Regions from separate parts of the Mus musculus genome. Here all the other regions are linked to region 3. Evidence: chromatin loops called from intact Hi-C (ENCODE). Cell type or tissue: left cerebral cortex. All regions are shown on one strand. Each heading gives the region's core, and the rest is flanking DNA. Links, peaks and the distances in the headings are about the cores only.

Region 1 (6,020 bases), core at 1,021-6,020, 360 kb before region 3:
AATACCAATATTCTTCAAACTATTCCACAAAATAGCAACAGAAGGAACATTACCAATTCATTCTATGAAGCCACAGTTACACTGCATATTCTCCCTTGGAGACAGAATGATTTCTGTCTTATCAGGAACCTGTCACAATTTCCTTTCATAGAGGACTTCATAAGATGTTATTACTCCTATCATGTTTAGTGTTCCAGATAGATTTTAAAAACTGGTTGAGTGCATATTACTTTTAGCTTCAGAAGACATCATTTCAGAAGGCATTTAATTATTATAAATTATTTTGATGACTTAAAAAATGTCAATACTGAGTTGTATATTTTAAGATAAATTTTATTAGTTTAATTAAAAAAAAAACGAAGAAGTTAAAAAAAAATCATGGGTGCAAAAAACCTTTGCTTGGAATCCCACTTTTGCAGAACCTAAAGTGATGAGGTTTTGCTTGGTTTGGGAGGGTGTGAAATGAGAAGTCCCTCAGAGGTCCAAATATTTTAATCCTTGGTGATGCTATTTTGGGAGTTTATGGCACCTAACCTTTAGATTGTGGAGCCTTATTGGAAGGAGAAAGCCACTGCGGTCAGTCGGGCTTTTGAGGGTTATAGAATCACCCCACAGCTACTTTTCTCTCTGTGCCTTCCTGTCAATCAAAGTGTGACCAGTCAGCTTCCTGCTGCCATGCCCTTCCAGCCTTATGGACCCTCTGAACAGTATATCAAAACGAACTCTTTCTTTCATATTGTACTTTTGGTCATATTTTATCACAGCAATAAAAATAAGCTTTTGGGGTTTTGTTTGTTTGAAATGGGGCTTGACTACGAAGCCCTGACTAGCCTGGAACTCTGAGTCCTCCTGCCCCAGCCTCCTGACTCCTGGATCAATCACAAACATGCACCACCATACCTAGGGATAAGTGACTTTTAAAAAATTATTTATTATAGTATTATATTACTATTATAATATTATTTACAATGTAAGTACGTTATAGCTATTTCCAGACGAAGGCATTCAATCTCACTATAGATGGTTGTGAACCACCATGTGGTTGCTGCGATTTGAACTCAGGACCTTCGGAAGAGCAGTCAGTGTTCTTAACAGCTAAGCCATCTCTCCAGTCCCGACTTTTTTTTTTTTTTTAAAGATTTATTTCTTTATTTACTTTCTGAATGTGAGTACACTGTAGCTGTCTTCTGACACACCAGAAGAGGGCATCAAACCACATTACAGTTGGTTGTGAGCCACCACATGGTTGCTGGGAATTGAACTCAGGACCTCTGAAAGGGCAGTCAGTGCTCTTAACTGCTCAGCCATCTCTCCAGTCCGATAAGCGACTTTTAAAAACATCTTGAATGGCTTCTTGGAAGCAGTTGACAAGTCCTAAGCCAAAATATTTAAGGTATGTAACTTGAACCTTGGAAAACCTATGAAATGATCGCAACAAAGAACATATTCACCTTTCCCACATTTCCTTGGATCCTTTCTTAAGACCTTCCTCAAGCTTCCTTGGCCCCACCCCATACCCCTAAGTAACCACTGATTTGCTATCACTGTAGATCAGTGTTCATTTTCTAATTATACCCAAATGGAATCATACCCTAGGTACTATGGCTTCTTCTTCTCCTCAGCATTGATATTCACACCGCTGTATGAGTTTATAGCTCCTTCCTGTTTATCTATGATTACTCAGAAAAAGCACTCATTTCCAACCCTGAACTTCTCATAGAGAGTTTTAGACACATTTTGCATTTTATCGTTGTCATTCACGAGGAATTAGGACTTTGTCTACTTAGAGCAGAGCTAGTATTCCATCACACACAGCTGTTTTGCCCTGATTCTTTCAAAGCATTGCTTTATTTAAATTTTAATCTAATCTTTGTGCTATTGCAACAAATAACCCTAACTTTCTGGAAGTATAATTATATTCTTACAAGTTTTGTTAACTGTAATGAATGCAAACCAGTTGGTTGTGACCCTACTTTTTTGTTTTTAAAATATAAGTGCATGGTGGGATAAAGACATAGTTCAGTGGGAGAGCGTTTGCCTACCATGCTTAAGGATCTGGGTTTAATCCCCAGCATGAATACAAAAACGAAGTGCATATACATGTGCATACACAAAGAGGAGGGAGTGAGAGAAGGAGGGCGAGATATAATGACAAGTATGTCCCTGATACCAAATACAGCAAGTGGAAAAAAAAAAAAAAAAAAAAAACTACAAGATGACCTGATCTTACTAAATCATTTACTTGCTAGACTGTCAAAGGGACTAGTATGCTAACCTACAATTTCTGTAATTCTCTAATTCATAAATCCACAGGTGATGATCTAAAACGATCAGTAGAACTTCTTAGAAAAACTATGACCAACCCAAATAGGTGGGGTTATAAATCTTATTCCAAAAATATGAATGGAATTTGTTAATTTTAGAGGTCATGCAGATCTCATTTTAAGGTTCTGGCCTTTATAACTTAGCCCTTAATTATAAGTCTGCAAAAAAGCTTAGCAAGAGTAGCTTATTACGTATAAAACTCTATTCCACCCATTAATCACAAGACTCATTACAATACTGATGGGTCAAAATACATGAATAGGTTTTTAGTTTGTATTTACTTCAGCTGCTTACATGCTAATTAACATTTAATTATAGACACTGTTTCCTTACCGCAAAGTCAAAATACAAATAGTAGGGTAGTCCTCAAGCATTTTTAAAATTAAGAAGGGAAGAAGCGCCTCAGCTCTTTATTTTTGGTGCTAGGAATCGACGCCAGAGCCTTGCATATGTTCAGTAAGCATGTTCTATTGCTGAGCGACATTCCCCAACCCACCTAGTTTCCTTCTAATGCTACATTTGACTGTTGGACAACACAAGCATTCAAAAATTGCAATTCTTTTGGGGTTGTATAAAAGCTTAAAATAATATGCTTCTCTTGCATATAAATACAGTCTAAGGGCTTCCTCTCAATATTTCCTATTAAGGCTACAAATCAGTAGAAAAATAATAGTGCCTCCCACGGGTTTGCCGACTTTTTAAATCTGGAGCCTGACAACAGACAGCAGGAGTGAACGACAGAACAGACGCAAACGTTGGCAAACGTTAATATGCTAGTCCGCCCCGAAGAAATACTCGGATGTGAATTACACGTGCTCGCTGCCTCAGAGTCCACCGAGCTCCCTCTGGAAGCATCCAACTGGCCCCTGACCTAGGGAGAAAAAGCCGGTCCACTGCACCACCACTGCAGGAAAGAGAGCGGAAAGCCTGCTCATACTCCGATGGGTTTGGCCGCCTTGCTCGTGCGCAGGCCTCACACCTGAATCCCTCTCAGCATCCAGAAAGCCCGAGCCTGAAGGAGTTCCACCGTCAGATTTCTAGCTCCCGCTTCGCAAGCTCCGAGTCGCCCCAAGCCTCCAAACCCACACAGCTCAAGGAGACCCCACTCCAAGACTAGAGTCCGCCCGGCCCCGCCCATCGCCCCATGTGACGCATGCCCCGCCCACAGCCTCCACGTGACCCGACCGGCCTCCGCGCGCAGCGTGGATCGCGGCCGGAGCCGCCATTGTTCCGCCGGGGGAGGACAGCGGGTCCTGGCGCTGGCGCCCCGACGCCGCTTAGCGGCCGCCTCTGGAGACACTCTGTCCCCGCCGCCCCGTGTCCTCCTGGTGGCGGCGGCGTGAGGCCGGCTGCGGAGACTGGGAACCTTTGGCTCTCCCCGTGGCGGCGGCGGCCCTCTATCCCCTACTCCGGCGTGAGGGTTGGCCGCGATGCGCTCGGCCTGAGGTGTCGCGGCCCTGTCGCCTCCCACGACTGTTCCAGCGGCGGCTCCGCTCCCCGGCGTCATCCCGCGAGTCTCTCTGACGGGAGGGAAGATGGCTGCACGAAGCTGGCAGGACGAGCTGGCCCAGCAGGCCGAGGAGGGCTCTGCCCGGCTGCGGGAGTTGCTCTCGGTCGGCCTAGGTTTTCTGCGCACGGAGTTGGGCCTCGACCTGGGGCTAGAGCCGAAGCGGTACCCGGGCTGGGTGATCCTGGTGGGCACCGGCGCTCTCGGGCTGCTCCTGCTCTTCCTTCTAGGTTACGGCTGGGCCGCGGCTTGCGCCGGCGCCCGCAAGAAGCGAAGGAGCCCGCCCCGCAAACGGGAGGAGGCGGCCCCGCCGACTCCGGCCCCCGACGACCTAGCCCAGCTGAAGAATCTCAGAAGCGAGGAGCAAAAGAAGAAGAACCGGAAGAAGCTTCCTGAAAAGCCCAAAGTGAGTAGTGGCGAGGAGCCCGGTGGTCAAGGGAAGCGAGAGCTCAGGTCGAGGTGGTAGGTGAACACGTTCCTTGAGAAGGGGGAAGTCGGAAAGTGTAAGAACCAGTAGGAAAGTCGCGTTTTCCTGAATGGAAATTAACTCCAGGGGTAGGTATAAATAAAAGTGACCAAACTTACAGCCATCATATGAGAACCTTGGTTTCCCCAAAAGCAGATCCTTCCTAGAGGCCTGTGAAAGAAAGTAGGCTGCATGTGGAGGTTAATGGGACCTTACAGTGACGTTGGGAAGTTCTGAAAAGACTGCCCGGTAGAGAGAGATGTCTATCTCAAGCCACGTTGAGACCTGAGACCGTCACGGAAGATAGGGGTGACCTAAAAACTGGCTTAAAGAGGATTACAGGTGTTCAGATCAAGCCATACTCATCTTAGTTGGAAATGTTAAAGGGAAATGGTTACCCTGTCTTATCCTGGTGAGTGTGGCCATTGGGTTGCTGGTACAGGAACTGGGCAAAAGGGAGCTGGCGATCTAATACGCCTTCGGGATATATGGCCCCGAGAAAAACATAAGGCAAGTACAGCAAAGTAGTCTATAGTACAGTCAAAGGATGTGGAAGACTTTTTTGTTTTTTAATAAAGCATAAAGAGGTGACAGATTAAAATGCTGAAGAAGGTTGAGAGGAGATTTCAAGCCGCAGTTTGCTGGACCACATGTGGAAATGCGAAAGCTATTCCATTTTTGTTAGGCCTTAGTGTTTTACTTCTGTATCCTGTGTTGTGATTTCTCTGTAATATTTTGTTCTGTGTATATTTGTTGGAGAGATCTTGTGCCGTGGCATGCATGCAGAAGTCAGAGGAGAACTTACTGGGGTTGGTTTTCCTTCCACAGAGTGGATCTTGGGGATTGAACTCCAGTACTCAGGCTTCTTGGCAAGTGCCTTTACCCACTGAACTGTTTAGTAGCCTGTTTTGCATAATTTGTGTAATATGAAAGATAAGTAACATTAGAAATATTTATTAGTGTAGTGGTGGTGGTGGATGCATTTATCCCAGCACTTGGCAGGCAGATCTTTGAGTTTGAGGCCAGCCTGATCTTTATAGTTTCGGGACAGCAAGGACTACATAGAGAAACTTTGCCTCCAATATTATCTGAATGTAAGTCTCCACCTTTTGAGAACACTTCAGTAAGTACCAGGCTCTTACTATGAAGAGATGTGCTCTGGTATGTTTGATGGGCACATAAGAATTAAAGTCAATCGAGTGGGAGACAGGTTCGTAAAAACTCTGTTCATGGACCCATAAGTACTAAATAGAAAGCTGACAGCTCATATGATAAGCACTCATGGTTTGATTGCTGAGTGGGAAGATAGAAGAGAGGAAACCTAGAAAGTTATCAGTATAATACTTTCTGAAGTTAGGAGAGGAGAAAACAGCACACTGAGATCATGCATAATTAAAAGTTCTGTAGACAGCATCAAGGGTTAAGTAATGTTTTAATGAAAGTAGACTCTTCGTTTCAGAGTAAAGGTGATCTTGAAACAAACTGCGTGCATTAATACTAAGGCCTGTGTGGATTGTGGCAAGTTATGAAATTTCAAAATATCAAAGTCTCTTTAGGATGTTTAGAATTTCAGATGGACCTGAGGAGAGAGACAGGTGCTTCGAGAGTCCATTTGAAGTGCATCATGACACAGATGACTCACCTGAAGGAAGAACACACACTTCACTATGAAAAATGTACAACAGATAGGATTTGGCTCATCCTGATTTTCATTTGTGTTAA
Region 2 (6,131 bases), core at 601-5,600, 52 kb after region 3:
CCAGAAGATCCTCTGGGTCCTTTGGAGCTAGAGTTACAGATGGGAGTGAATGGACTAATATGGGTGCTGGGAACCAAACTTGGCTTCCTGAAGAGCAGAAAGTGCTCTTAAGTGCCGAGTCATCTCTCCAGCCCCAGCCAGAAACACTTTAACAAAGGGAGCAGGCTCAAGGTTTTGAGCCAACTGCAGTATGCTCATAGAGTTTTGGAATTAATACTTTTTATTTGAGTTATTTTTAAAAATAGTTACTTTCTATTGTATTGTTTTCTATTTAGAGTATTTTGATAATGTTTTCTTTTAAAATTAATTTAAGTGAAAGTAAGTCATTTCAATGAAAATGTTATAAAACACCAGGTATACAGTTTGGGAGAAAAAAAAAAAGGTCAATTGAAAACTATCTCATCCAAATCTCTACATTCTGTATTCTTTTACCTCTGTGTCCTCTGGAGGAATGTCAGTCTGTAACTAATTAACTATGATGAGTCAAACTTCCTAACACTATTAAAAGTGGAAAAACAGAAAACCCAACATTTAAAGTTTAACCGGACTACCTTATTTGGGGAGCTTCTTCAAAACTTTTTTTCTTTCTCTGCTCCAAATCAGAATCAGTTTTCCTCCCTTTCATTTGGTTTCTCATCCCATTAAGTTCCATCTCCAATCCTATTATAATAATTACTGCTTTGACACATGGGACTGTTATTTCTCTTGATATTAAGGGAGCTAGGGTTTGAGTTCAAGCCAAGATGTCACTTGCACACTGTATTTCCTTGAAAAGATTGACCTTGAGCTGTCCTTTTGTAAAATGGAGAGACAACTTAAAGGTAGTTAGTTGTCATAGTGCCTGTCATGTAACATTTGCTACATTACTGCTTCTTTTCCTTTTATAGGTGAAGGCCTATGTCGGATTACTTCTTACACATTTTTGAATCAGCTAAATACTTGGCATGCACTACACATCTTCTACAGTACTAATGTTGCAGCCGAAGAAAATCTTCAGTTTTGATTGACAGCAAAGAGACACTGTGTCAGAAATGACTTTTTCAAAAGGAATTGGCTCTAGATACGTTTTAGTGAAGACTTAGAAGTTAGAGAGGAGAAAGTTATATAAGATACAATACAGTGATTTTTAAAGCTGAGGTATTTTGAGGAACAAGGTTTTAAGTTAAGTGTGCTGGTCTTCACGTCAGCACTAGGAATGCTCAAACAGGAGAACAGCAGGTTCTAGGTTAGTCTGAGCTACAAAGTTAGTCTGTCCTTCATAGCACCCACAGAAGGAAGTGAAAAGAAAGTACCATTTCTATTTAAAAGCACTTCTGGTAAGCAGAGATAAATGCCAAAGGGTAGTTTTTATTTTTCCAGTACATATATGGTTAGCTCTAGTATATAGGATAATCTCAGAAGATCACCTTTGGTGTTACTTGCATTTGATATTAGTGGTAAATAGGCATGGATAAACCATTCATAAGCATCATTGCATTCCTACACGTTATAGAAGCCAGAGACTAGGATAGACATACAGGTATTTGCTGAGTACTGTCCAAATGAGACAAGCATATCTTGTAAATTAAGAAAGGGTTAGATCAAACTTCATGCTAGTAAAAGAAGCCTGTCACAGAGGACCAAACAGTGTATTATACTTTTTATAGCAAACGTCTTTAACAGATAAACCCTATAGTGATGGAGAGGAAATAAATGGGTGGTTGTAAGGAGCTGGGGAAAGATGCCATGTGGAATAAATGCTAATGGTATAAACCTTATTTTAGGTTGGATGTAAATGTTTTGAGAATAGAAAGTGATGATGGCTACACAACTTTTGGGCATAGTAAAAGCCACTGAATTGAACCCACTAACAGAATGAGAATTCTATGGGTTGTTTATTCTATCTTAATAAAATTGTTACAAAAACCAAAACTAGAAGCCACCAAGACGAAAGGCAAGGGGGTTGGGGTGATGCCACTTCTAACCAGAGAAAGCATGTAGCAAGCTCGCCTTCGGGGCCCCGGCAGCTCCAGATGGGGGCAAGATCTTAGGAGTGCAAGTTTCTGGTAGCACCAGGGCTCCCCCATTCTCTGAGGGATTTGGATACACTGTACTCTTTCTGAACTTAGTTTCTTCGCGCGTTCTAAGACTCTCTTTTGCTCGGACCAGCAGGGGCCAAAGCTCCAAACTTGCAACACTGCACCTACCTGGTCCTTCAGAGCTACAGTAAAAAACATTACCTGTAGGGACCAATGGCCGCCGGGGCTTTTGTGGTGCTGATCACCTTTCTGATTATGGACGACATGCTAATCCTTCCCTCTTGAAGACCCTCCAGAAGAAGAAACGATGGTAAGTAACTACACCCACTCTTGTCCACTGACCAGACAGCCCTAGGCAAAAGAGTTTTAGTTCAGGGACAGCCCCGTGCGAATTCGCACGGCCCGATGGGAATTGTAGTTTACAAGCGACTCCGGGACACGTGGAGGAAGAAGCCGTGCTGCGCACGCGCCCTCAGCCCGCTCGCTCACCCTCTGTGGTGGGAGCTTCTAGGGATCTCAGAACCTTGTCATTCTTACCGGCGAAGCCCTCGGAACTTTTGGCAGGTTGGTGGTGAGGCACTAATGCTTAGCCGGGGCCGCCAGCTCGCGGGGGCCTCGCGTGGGGGCTTGCCCACAGTGGCGGCTTCGGCTTGCGGCGCTTTTCACTTGGGGAGGTCCATGCTGCCCGGGCGGGCCCTCTTGCAGTCCAGAGCCTCAGGCTCCTGTGCTCGTTTTTATGCTTATCGTTGCCCTGCCAGGCGGAATCCCCTCTGGGAATGCGCTTGTATCCCTTTCTGGGTACCGTAAAGGACAGGGATGGGTCATTCCGGGGAACCAAGCAGAGGTGTGGGTTGTCTGCCTTTCGCCATCCCGTGCTTCCTTTCTATGCATGATCGCCTCAAGATTTGAGCAGACCGGGGTCTGCTTTCCGGAGGCGAGTCATCTTCTCCTAGCTCACGACTTCAGCTTTCTCACTAACGAACCTGGGTAGATAAGAAGATGTACTAATTAGTAACTGATAATATATCATAAGGAAGTATATTTAAAACAATTCTTTAGTGTAGCTGGTATAATTTTGCCTTTTGAGAAAGATAAAAACTAATTTTTACTCTCTAAATAGATGTGTGTATGTTTATTTTTTCATAAATACGAGTTTTGGTAGAGTATTTGATACTGCAAGACATAAAGCATCTAAAGTGGTTTTGTTTGTTTGTTTGTTTGTTTTGTTTTTGTTTGTTTGTTTTTTGAGAGGGTTTCTCTGGATAGCCCTGGCTGTCCTGGAAATCACTTTGTAGACCAGGCTGGCCTCGAACTCAGAAATCTACCTGCCTCTGCCTCCCGAGTGCTGGGATTAAAAGCGTGGGCCCCCACGCCCGGCTTTTTTTTTTTTTTTTTAGAGCTGATTTGTTGTTTGATTTTTATAATAGTCAGTGATGAGATGCTATTTTGCCTAAATATGTAGTACAGTCGGAACTATAATTAGGGCCAGTTGTTGGAAAAGTCTATCTCAATCCCAAATCCAAATTAATGATTTAAAAAATATAAAATTTAACCCAGCAACTCAATTTCAAACTAGTTTTTTAAATCAAACAATGCAGCCCAGCACAATCCAAAGACGTGCGGCATGAGAACAATTTAAAGAGAAATTTAGGCCTGTTTTTATATCATTGTTTCCTTTTTTTTCTTTTTCTTTATTTAATGTACGAGTGCTCTGCTGCATATATATCTGCCTGCCTGAAGAGGATATCAGATCCCCCTATAGATGTTTTGTGAGCCACCACGTGGTTGCTGGGAATTGAACTCATGACCTCTGGAAGAGCAGCCAGTGCTCTTAGCCTCTGAGCCATCTCACCAGCCTGTATAACATTGTTTCTTAAGAGCATAAACCTGTATGTACAGTAAGAACACTGGGTTCATAACTTGCCTGGGATCTTGGCTGAGCTGTTTCAGGCAGTATTTGTTGGTGTTGTATGGTGTGTAAGCATGGGATGTCACTGCTGAACTGTGGCTGTAGTGACGTCTAGGTAGAGCACTGCCAGAAACACTTTGGATTCATTACACATTTGACTTCTGAATTGTTCTTGCTAGATTTTTCATCACCTCACATTCAGCTACATGACCCTATATGGGGTTGTGATCCCCAACTGGAGAAGCTCTGAGGCTACCTACAGTTCTCATGCTGTGTCAGAAGGAGCGTAGTTGCGGGCTAAATGTTTCTTACCTTGTTAACGTTTGCTTTATAGTCAAAGTTCATGTATGTGTGGATATGAATATCCAATACTTGTGTTGTTTTGATCCTGTACTTTGTTTATGGTAGTCTGCTAAGTGCAGTGTGACAATAAGAAAGGTCAGACCTGTGACCCTCTGTCAACATGCACTGTAAGAAATCCTCTTGATTCCCTGTCATCTTGTCCTGTGTAATGCTGAGGGACTGCTTCCGTGCTTCAAGAATGGTGAGATCCTTTTTCTTGGTTTAGGGCTTCATGCTGGAATACACGAGCTTCCTGCTTGGACTCCACAGCCTATTTGGTTCCATCTTCTTCCTATGTTCCTCTTCTAGTCCTCCTGAGTTTTGATTCCTGTTGTTCACACGGTAGATTCCTAAACAAAAATTACAGCTGACATTTTCTTACTGGCTTTCCCTGAGGTTGCACAGTTTCCCTGTATAGAATATTTCATTTGTGCTTTTAGTCTCCAATTGTTTTGAGTTTTAGGAGTAGTGAATGGAGCTGAGCCTGGATGGAATCTCAGAATGCTTACCAGATTGGGGAATTTTCTCACTAGTGGCTTGGTTACCTTTTCTTTGAGGCACAAGAATAACCTACTTTCTTTGCTGTTATCTACATAAAGTTTATGTGTTGGTAGAATATTCTAATATTAAGGAATTGAAATGCAGGCTTGGTAACTGCTTCTCTGAGTTTTTCTTATTTCAGTATCTCCATGGTGCACGTTTTAGCCTGGACTCCATCAGCAAAAGAATTAATGGCTGTTGTATGGGGTGAAGGCTTCCAGGGCCTGTCTCAGGCTTTATGAATTATGCCAAGTGCCTATGTTGGTCCCTTGTTGACATGAACATCCATTAGGTTCAAAATCTTCATTTCAGACTGTTATCTAGTGTAGTTGTGGAAAAACACATACAGACATACATATTGTTTTATTAACATAACTTCTCAAGTCTTTATGTTACATAGTGTAGGGTATTGTTAAAAGTTACATCTCTAGTCAGCCATATTATGAATTTTGTTTTGAAAAAGAAAACAAGTGTTTCACGTTGACTCAATGAATAATGAGGGTGTTGGTCCAGGTGTGGGGACTCCTAAGTAAACCCATCAGGTTCTCTCTGCACCCATCCTTTATGTGATTCACTTGAAGTGAAGTCGTGAGTGAAAATACCAGTAATTTATCTTCAGTTTGGACTCAAATATTTTACTTATAATTTATCCCGGTCTTTTTATTTCAGCCAAGAACCAAGATAAAGCGTTATAAGTAATTTAATTTTAGTGATCTTACCTCATTTTATGCATCATTAGCGATTATATGTAGTTTAATTATTCGGCAGTGCAAAATCTGCCAGTTGGGATAGTTCCATGAAGAAACTCTGTTCCTTTATTTTTTGAGACAAAAACTGTGAAGTCCAAGATGGCCTGGAACTTGATGTGTAGCCTAGGTTGGCCTCAACCTCAAAGATTTCCTTCTGCCCAGCCCCCAGCTCTATCCTGACGGCTGGGTTTATAAGCATGCAACAGCACTTTCTTTTGAGATGAGTGACTTTATTGAAATCTCTTTTTTGGGGATTCCTGCTATAGATTAATATGGTAACATTTTGGTATCATCAAACATTGAGTTATATAAATATTTATTAAAGTTATTATTATTATTATTTTACCTTTCTTGTTTATCTGTGTTGGAGGTTAGGAGTATACCTTGATGGGCATGTAGTTGTCAGAAGACAACTTTTGGGAGTAGGCGCTCTCCTTGCATTGTGTAGGTCTCAGGATTGAGTTCAGGTTTAGTGGCAATTGCCTTTACCTGCTGAGTCATATTACTGGCTCATTTTAAAATTGTATTCTTTGTTGTGTTTTGAAATAGGGTCTGTCAGGTAGGTCTGGCTGA
Region 3 (6,131 bases), core at 545-5,544:
CAAAACCCCAGCAAAATGAAAACCAAGCAGTATAACTTCTCACCCAAGTCTTGCCTGTGGTTTCAAGAAAGCTAAATGTTAGAAAGCAAACAGACACCATGTTTTTCAAAAGGAGCTCTGGCAAAGTTTTATTAAAGGAAAACTTTCTTGTTTACTTCTCACCAGTCTGTTCTGGCATGCTTCTAATAATATCAGAATCACCTAGAAAATAAAATAATAGTTTTACAAGTCATTTAATGGCAACTAATAATTAAAGAATTCCCCTACTTGTTCTTTAGGTAAGAAGGCAGATTAGCACTACGTGCAAATTGTTTCGGCTATCACTCTTAAAATCACTTAAAAATACCTTAAAATCTCAGCCATCCTATACAAATAATGAATCAGATGGTCTGTCACCAGCATTTAGATAACCAGACTGAAGTAAAGAACTAGGTCTGGGGACACATGCATGGTCTTACTATAGCGAATGTCTAGCCTGTCCTGATTATCACAGAATCAGAACAGCGAGAATATTCGCAGTGTTCTACAAGGCAACTAAAATTTCTAAGCTCAAAATAAAATAGAATGCAGGCATTTACCACAAACTATTTATCCCCAAGCAACAAAGAGGTGGTAAAATTTTATCTCGTTCACCTTCTACCAAACTTTTCTTCCCAAGGGGGGGTATGGTAAGAGGGGTTGAGAGGGGTAGAGGGACAAAGAGTTTCACTGTGCTGCCCCAGTTGTCCTAGAACTTGCATTAAACAAAATTCTTAATATCAAAGTTGAACCAAAGCCACTGTCTAATAAGCACTTACATTAGAAAAAAATATAATTTTAAAAACATACCTGGGTCAATGATAGCCAGTGTGCATACTCTGTAGTATTTTCCACACGCTGTGCCCAGTTCAATATTATTGCCACTGTAGTGATGGACCCCAGTTTTAGCCAACATGGCATAGTACTCTATTTCAGATTTCCTTAGGGAACAACAAAAAGTCAAATAAAATGCCATACCAAGGTACTGACAGACTTGTGACAAATTGGTGAGGCCTTTTTAACAGTAACTAAATCACTTCCAACTCTTAAAAAAGATTCTAGCTGTCCTGATTATCATGGATCCTTTACTAGTGTATTGTGATAATTAAATACCTAACTTTTTGGAGGTAGTATCCAATATTAAAGTACATTGTATTCATGTTTCAATTTACTAAGTTTAAAATGTGTAAGTTACTTAAAAACTAGAAAAGGGTATAATAGACATAAAAAAGCCAATGCTGGCCTGGAGATATGGTTCACTGAAAGCTTGTACTGCTCTTAAGAAAGTTCAGTTTCCAGCATTCACATCAGCCACCTCACAACACCAGGAGAATCTCGTGTCAGCAACAAGTATATACTCCATTTTAATCAAACGAAGGCAAAGAATAATAGGAAGGTGGAGTGGAGGGTCAGAAACCTAAAAAAGTAAGCCCTCTTAAACCACCTACTATACAGTGAATACTACATAAGGGCTGCTGATAATATTACCCAAAAAATAAATACTTCAGTGCCAAGTTAAAGGATACAAATTGTTAAGATTTGAAAGTTCCACAGAACCTTGAGCTTAGAATGTGGCCCCACATACCAACAGTGCTCCAAAGTGCTTATGAGAAATGAACTTGAAGCTCCAGCCTGGACCCACTGAGTCTGAGCTTGTAATTTAGTAATGAATGTCTACGCTGCCACTATGAATCGACTGGCAAAGGTTTAAAATAAGACCAAACATTCCAAACTCTGCCACTAAGTATAGACACCTACATAAAAGGCTGAAGAGGTGTACAATTGCCATAGAAAAATCAAGGAGCGTATACTACACAAGCTTCTTCAGCTTACTTAAAATACTTGTTAGGTTCGAGTTAAAATAGTTAATCAAGAATGAACGTGTTCAGAAAATTGGACCCTGCCAAATAGGTGATTTCATGATACCATCACCTCCATAATCCAGCCAGAATTTTTCTAAACTAAAACAGGCACATGAAGCGGAGTGTTAACACTTCAAACCTTGAAAAATTCGGGATCGGGCTTCCCCCAGTCTGCGTGTATCATTTGTATACCTCCTGTCACACAACGTGCCTCAAAGGTACATTTACAAAAAACACACACAAAGCAAGGTCCAAACATCAGAAAGCAACCATCATTATTCTTCTTCCCAATGCTGGATACTGCACAGTGAATTTACAATAGGCTGCACACATCCAGGTTCCCTCCATTACCTCAAAGCTGGACAGTTGTTGGCAAGGATAACCAACTTCGCTTTGCCTTGTCTGATCATCTTCAGAGTCTGCTTGTAGCCCAGCACGTACTTCCCACTTTTCATAACAAGTTGGAGCCTAGAGTTGATCGACTCCAGAGACTTTTTCTACAATGCAAACGTTTGAGACTTGAACACCACTTGCAGTCATCTAAAACCAAACTCAGTTCCAGATTTCTGGAACTGAACCCTTTCATGATGTCTGAGACCATACAAAGAGCCTCTCGGATTCACTTTGAGACCCTGAAACGTCAGCGACAAGTCGTCCACCCAGTGTGCTCAAATCTATCCGCCCCGGCCCGACCCAGCTCTCCACGTGAACCGGCTTCCGGGCCCGATCGGCTTCACTCACCGTCTTCTTTGCGGCCACCATCTTCCTGCCTTAGGTGCGGGACAACCCCCAACCTAGCATACACAGAGGACAGAAGAGAGGATTATAATCCAGAGCGTCAAACACCAGCTAGCGGAGCTCCCCGAGCCGCCTAATCGTTTACCCCGCAGAGCTCACTCACCAACACCAGCCGCCAAGATGGCCGGGGAGCGAGAAAGGAAGGAGCTCCCACAATGCAAAGCTCTTCTAGGCCGACAGAGGATTGTGGGACCGGAAGCGGAAGAGAAGCCGGTCCGGGTCACAAGCAGAACAGCGCTTGCGAGAGTAGTCTGCGGTAGTTGGTTGCTATGGGGACCGGGTTACAACGCAGGCTGGGCTGCTGCGGCGTCTGGGCTCCGGCCTTCGGTTCTGGGCGTTTGTTCTGCTGCAGCGGGCTGACACCGCGGAGAGCCGGAGCTCGATGGGAGCTGACGACGAGGCCCAGGGCTCCGTGGCGAGGCGGCAGCGACCTGGCCTCTCCTGGGCTGGTCTCCGCCTGACGTTGTCTTGGGCGTGCTCCGGAAGGACCCCGGGCCGCCGGTTTACCCCGTGACTGCTCACCAGGAGCGGAGGCATCTCTGTCCACCCGCCGCTGATCTTCCTGTTTGCCGCTCCGTAGGACACACACCCCTTTTGCGGCGGTTTTATACCGTGTACTTGGGAGCCTACTTTGCACAGGGACCACAATTGAAAAAAAAAAAAAAAAAACCTGGTGAAGTGGCTGACGGGTAAATGCGCTTGTCGCTAAGTAGACGAATGAGTTCCAAACCCACGTGGTGGGAGGGGAGCGCCAAGTCCAGCAGGTTTTTCTTTGGCCTGCGCTTGAATGCTCACATACGTATACAGAAGTAAAGAAATAGTCGCAATACGAATAATTTAAAAAATCATTTTGCTACGAAACTTGGGCCGTTGTATAAATGTAGCATTCAAGGAAAAAAAAAAAAAACCTTGAAAGCCTCTACTATTTACGCACTAGCACCAACGAAAACCCAGGGCTGTTGAGATTGTTCAGTCAGTAAAGTGTGCTTGCCTTGCAAGCGTGGGGACCTGCATTTTATGCCTAAACCTCTCTGTCAATCCCCAGCCCCCAAAAGTCTGGCATGGTTGTGCACACTTGTAACTCCATTTGTGGAACAGATTCCCCAAGGCTGGCTAGCCAGCCAACCTAGTCTAACCTGTCAGCTCCAGGTCTCAAAGATCTTGTGAAAAATAAGGTGGACAACTACCGAGTAAGTACCCAGAAGTTGACCTGTGACCTCTGCCCAACTGCACAAGCACCTGTGCCACCAAATTTATATAAGCATGAAAAAGGAAACCCAGGGTAGTAGGTAAGCTGTATGGTGAGTTACTTTGCCCTGGAGGTTAGGAAAGGGAAGAACAACCCTGCCTCCCCTTAATTAAAATAACTTTAAAAACATCCATGAGTCATGCGGGTCGAGATGATCTATACCTATAATCCCACCCGGAGCTGGCAATCTCTGTGAGTTGATCTTTTGGAAAAAGAAAAAAAACGGAAACTAAAACATATTACTTAGCCAACACACACACTCTATGAGATAGTAACTGTGTTATTCTCACATTTTTACAGCTAGTGTATTACAGAAGTATGAATAGAACCAGGCCTGCAAATTAGGGTTTTTTGGTTTTTGTTTGTTTTGGTTGAGTCTTTTGAGACAGGATTTCTCTGTCTGTCCTGGAACTCACTCTGTAGACCAGGCTGGCCTCGAACTCAGAAAATCCAGAAATTTTACATTAAAATTTATTCAACTGTTGTGGCCCATTTTAATGTGAATTTGACCAAACGGTAGTGTTCAATTACCATACTCTTTGCTTTAACATTTAGGCATAAAGTACTTAGGATGGTACAAATCCAGCTAATTGTCTTCTATTAATCCAGTTTTGTAAACATAGTAAACTTTAAATGAACTTTAACAAATAGCTCATATGATTTAAATTCAAAGCAATAAGCCTAGATTGGAGTTGTGACATTGCTGTTTAACATGCTACCCTTACCCCACCCACCCCCCTTTTTTTAATCCTGTGCTTTGCTGACCTGTTTGGGATTTTTTTTTTTTTTTTTTTTTTTTTTGGTTTGGTTTTTCGAGACAGGGTTTCTCTGTATAGCCTTGGCTGTCCTGGAACTCACTTTGTAGACCAGGCTGGCCTTGAACTCAGAAATCTGCCTGCCTCTGCCTTCTGAGTACTGGGATTAAAGGCATGCGCCACCACGCCTGGAGATTTTTTTTTTTTTTAAAGATTTTGTTTTATTTATATGAGTACACTGTAGCTGTCTTCAGACACACCAGAAGAGGCCATCAGATCCCATTACAGATGGTTGTGAGCCACCATTTGGTTGCTGGGCATTGAACTCAGGACCTCTGGAAGAGAAGTCAGTGCTCTTAATCGCTGAACCATCTCTCCAGCCCTCTGCTGACCTGTTTTGTTTGTGATTGTCCTCTGATTATGAAATGGAATGTCTGCTTAAGAGCACTGTGCAATACAGTTCTCTTCAGGTGCAGCTTGGGAGTGTTGAGGGCCTCCTGTTCATACTAGACATTCAAGTATGAATCTTCTGCCTGCCTTCCCCCACTCTCAAATATTTCTGGTAGACACTTAAAATGAACCATACTGTACCCTCAGAATTAATGTCATACTAAGTAAGATACAGTGTAAGTCTTAGTGCTGTGTGAAGAAATTGTTATGGACATTATAAGTATTAATTCGAAAGGGTGCCATGTAGCAGGCTCTGGGTTTTGCTGCTCCTGTAAGGTGCTTTCAGAAGTGCTGGTGATGTATCTCACTTGGTAGACGTTTGGCTGTCGTGCACAAAGTCCTGGATTTAACCCCAGTACCACCAAAAGCTGGGAATAATAATGCATGGTGTGTAACTCCAACACTTGGAGGTGGGGGTGAGAGGGGAGAAGCTAGAATAGAAGCTCTAGTTCTAGGTCATCTTCCATTACATATCAAGTTCAAGGCCCTCCTGAGACCTTGTCTTCAAAAAACGAAAGGATTGGTAAATAAAGACTATAATGTCTGTTTACAGCTGTGCAGACTTTAATATACTTTTGCTAAACTTTAACTTATGGTCATGTTGTCATAGACCATATTAATCTTTTTTTTTTTTTTTTCGGTTTTTTGAGACAGGGTTTCTCTGTATAGCCCTGGCTGTCCTGGAACTCACTTTGTAGACCAGGCTGGCCTCGAACTCAGAAATCCTCCTGCCTCTGCCTCCCGAGTGCTGGGATTAAAGGCGTGTGCCACCACGCCCGGCAATCTTTTTTTTTATAGAGGATAAAACTAGAAAAAATGGGGGGTGACAAACCCTTTATTTTTTGTTTATTTATTTATTAGTTATTTTCTTTATTTACATTTCAAATGCTATCCTGAAAGTTTCCAATACCCTCCGCCTGCCCTGCTCCCCTACCCACCCACTCCCCACTTCTTGGCCCTGGCATTCCCCTGAACTGGGGCATATAAAGTTAGCAATAC

What was found. A loop is a pair of places that touch in the nucleus more often than their neighbours do. Peaks named below come from ENCODE experiments on the same cell type or tissue, not always from the same donor. Only the 100,000 strongest peaks of a DNase experiment are listed, where the experiment ranks them.
Region 1: it touches region 3 in a loop (5-fold over the local background); 8 of 42 quality-filtered maps call a loop at or near these places.
Region 2: it touches region 3 in a loop (7-fold over the local background); 16 of 42 quality-filtered maps call a loop at or near these places.

Annotation. Positions count from the first base shown.
Region 1 is chr15:34,079,176-34,085,195 of GRCm38, forward strand. Gm41291 reads right to left here and starts at 4,051. Exons shown (of 1, transcript XM_011245387.3): 1 at 2,567-4,051. The coding sequence starts at 3,832. The coding sequence ends at 3,299. Mtdh (metadherin) reads left to right here and starts at 3,544. Exons shown (of 12, transcript NM_026002.5): 1 at 3,544-4,238. The coding sequence starts at 3,861. In left cerebral cortex, for the core only: CTCF peaks have their summits at 3,629 (motif pointing right) and 3,831; DNase peaks (open chromatin) are centred at 2,833, 3,127, 3,533 and 4,035; H3K4me3 peaks cover 3,565 bases; H3K27ac peaks cover 2,165 bases.
Region 2 is chr15:34,492,834-34,498,964 of GRCm38, forward strand. Rida (reactive intermediate imine deaminase A homolog) reads right to left here and starts at 2,413. Exons shown (of 6, transcript NM_008287.3): 1 at 2,220-2,413. The coding sequence starts at 2,284. It overlaps Pop1 (processing of precursor 1, ribonuclease P/MRP family, (S. cerevisiae)), which reads left to right and starts at 2,478. Exons shown (of 16, transcript NM_026340.3): 1 at 2,478-2,582. In left cerebral cortex, for the core only: no CTCF peak of the experiment used is centred there; a DNase peak (open chromatin) is centred at 2,480; H3K4me3 peaks cover 1,906 bases; H3K27ac peaks cover 727 bases.
Region 3 is chr15:34,440,404-34,446,534 of GRCm38, forward strand. Rpl30 (ribosomal protein L30) reads right to left here and starts at 2,873. Exons shown (of 5, transcript NM_001163485.1): 1 at 2,782-2,873; 2 at 2,622-2,674; 3 at 2,232-2,377; 4 at 829-959; 5 at 102-201. The coding sequence starts at 2,642. The coding sequence ends at 152. LOC115488553 (a small nucleolar RNA gene) reads right to left here and starts at 519; the gene lies at 388-519. In left cerebral cortex, for the core only: a CTCF peak has its summit at 2,866; DNase peaks (open chromatin) are centred at 2,899 and 3,155; H3K4me3 peaks cover 2,393 bases; H3K27ac peaks cover 1,695 bases.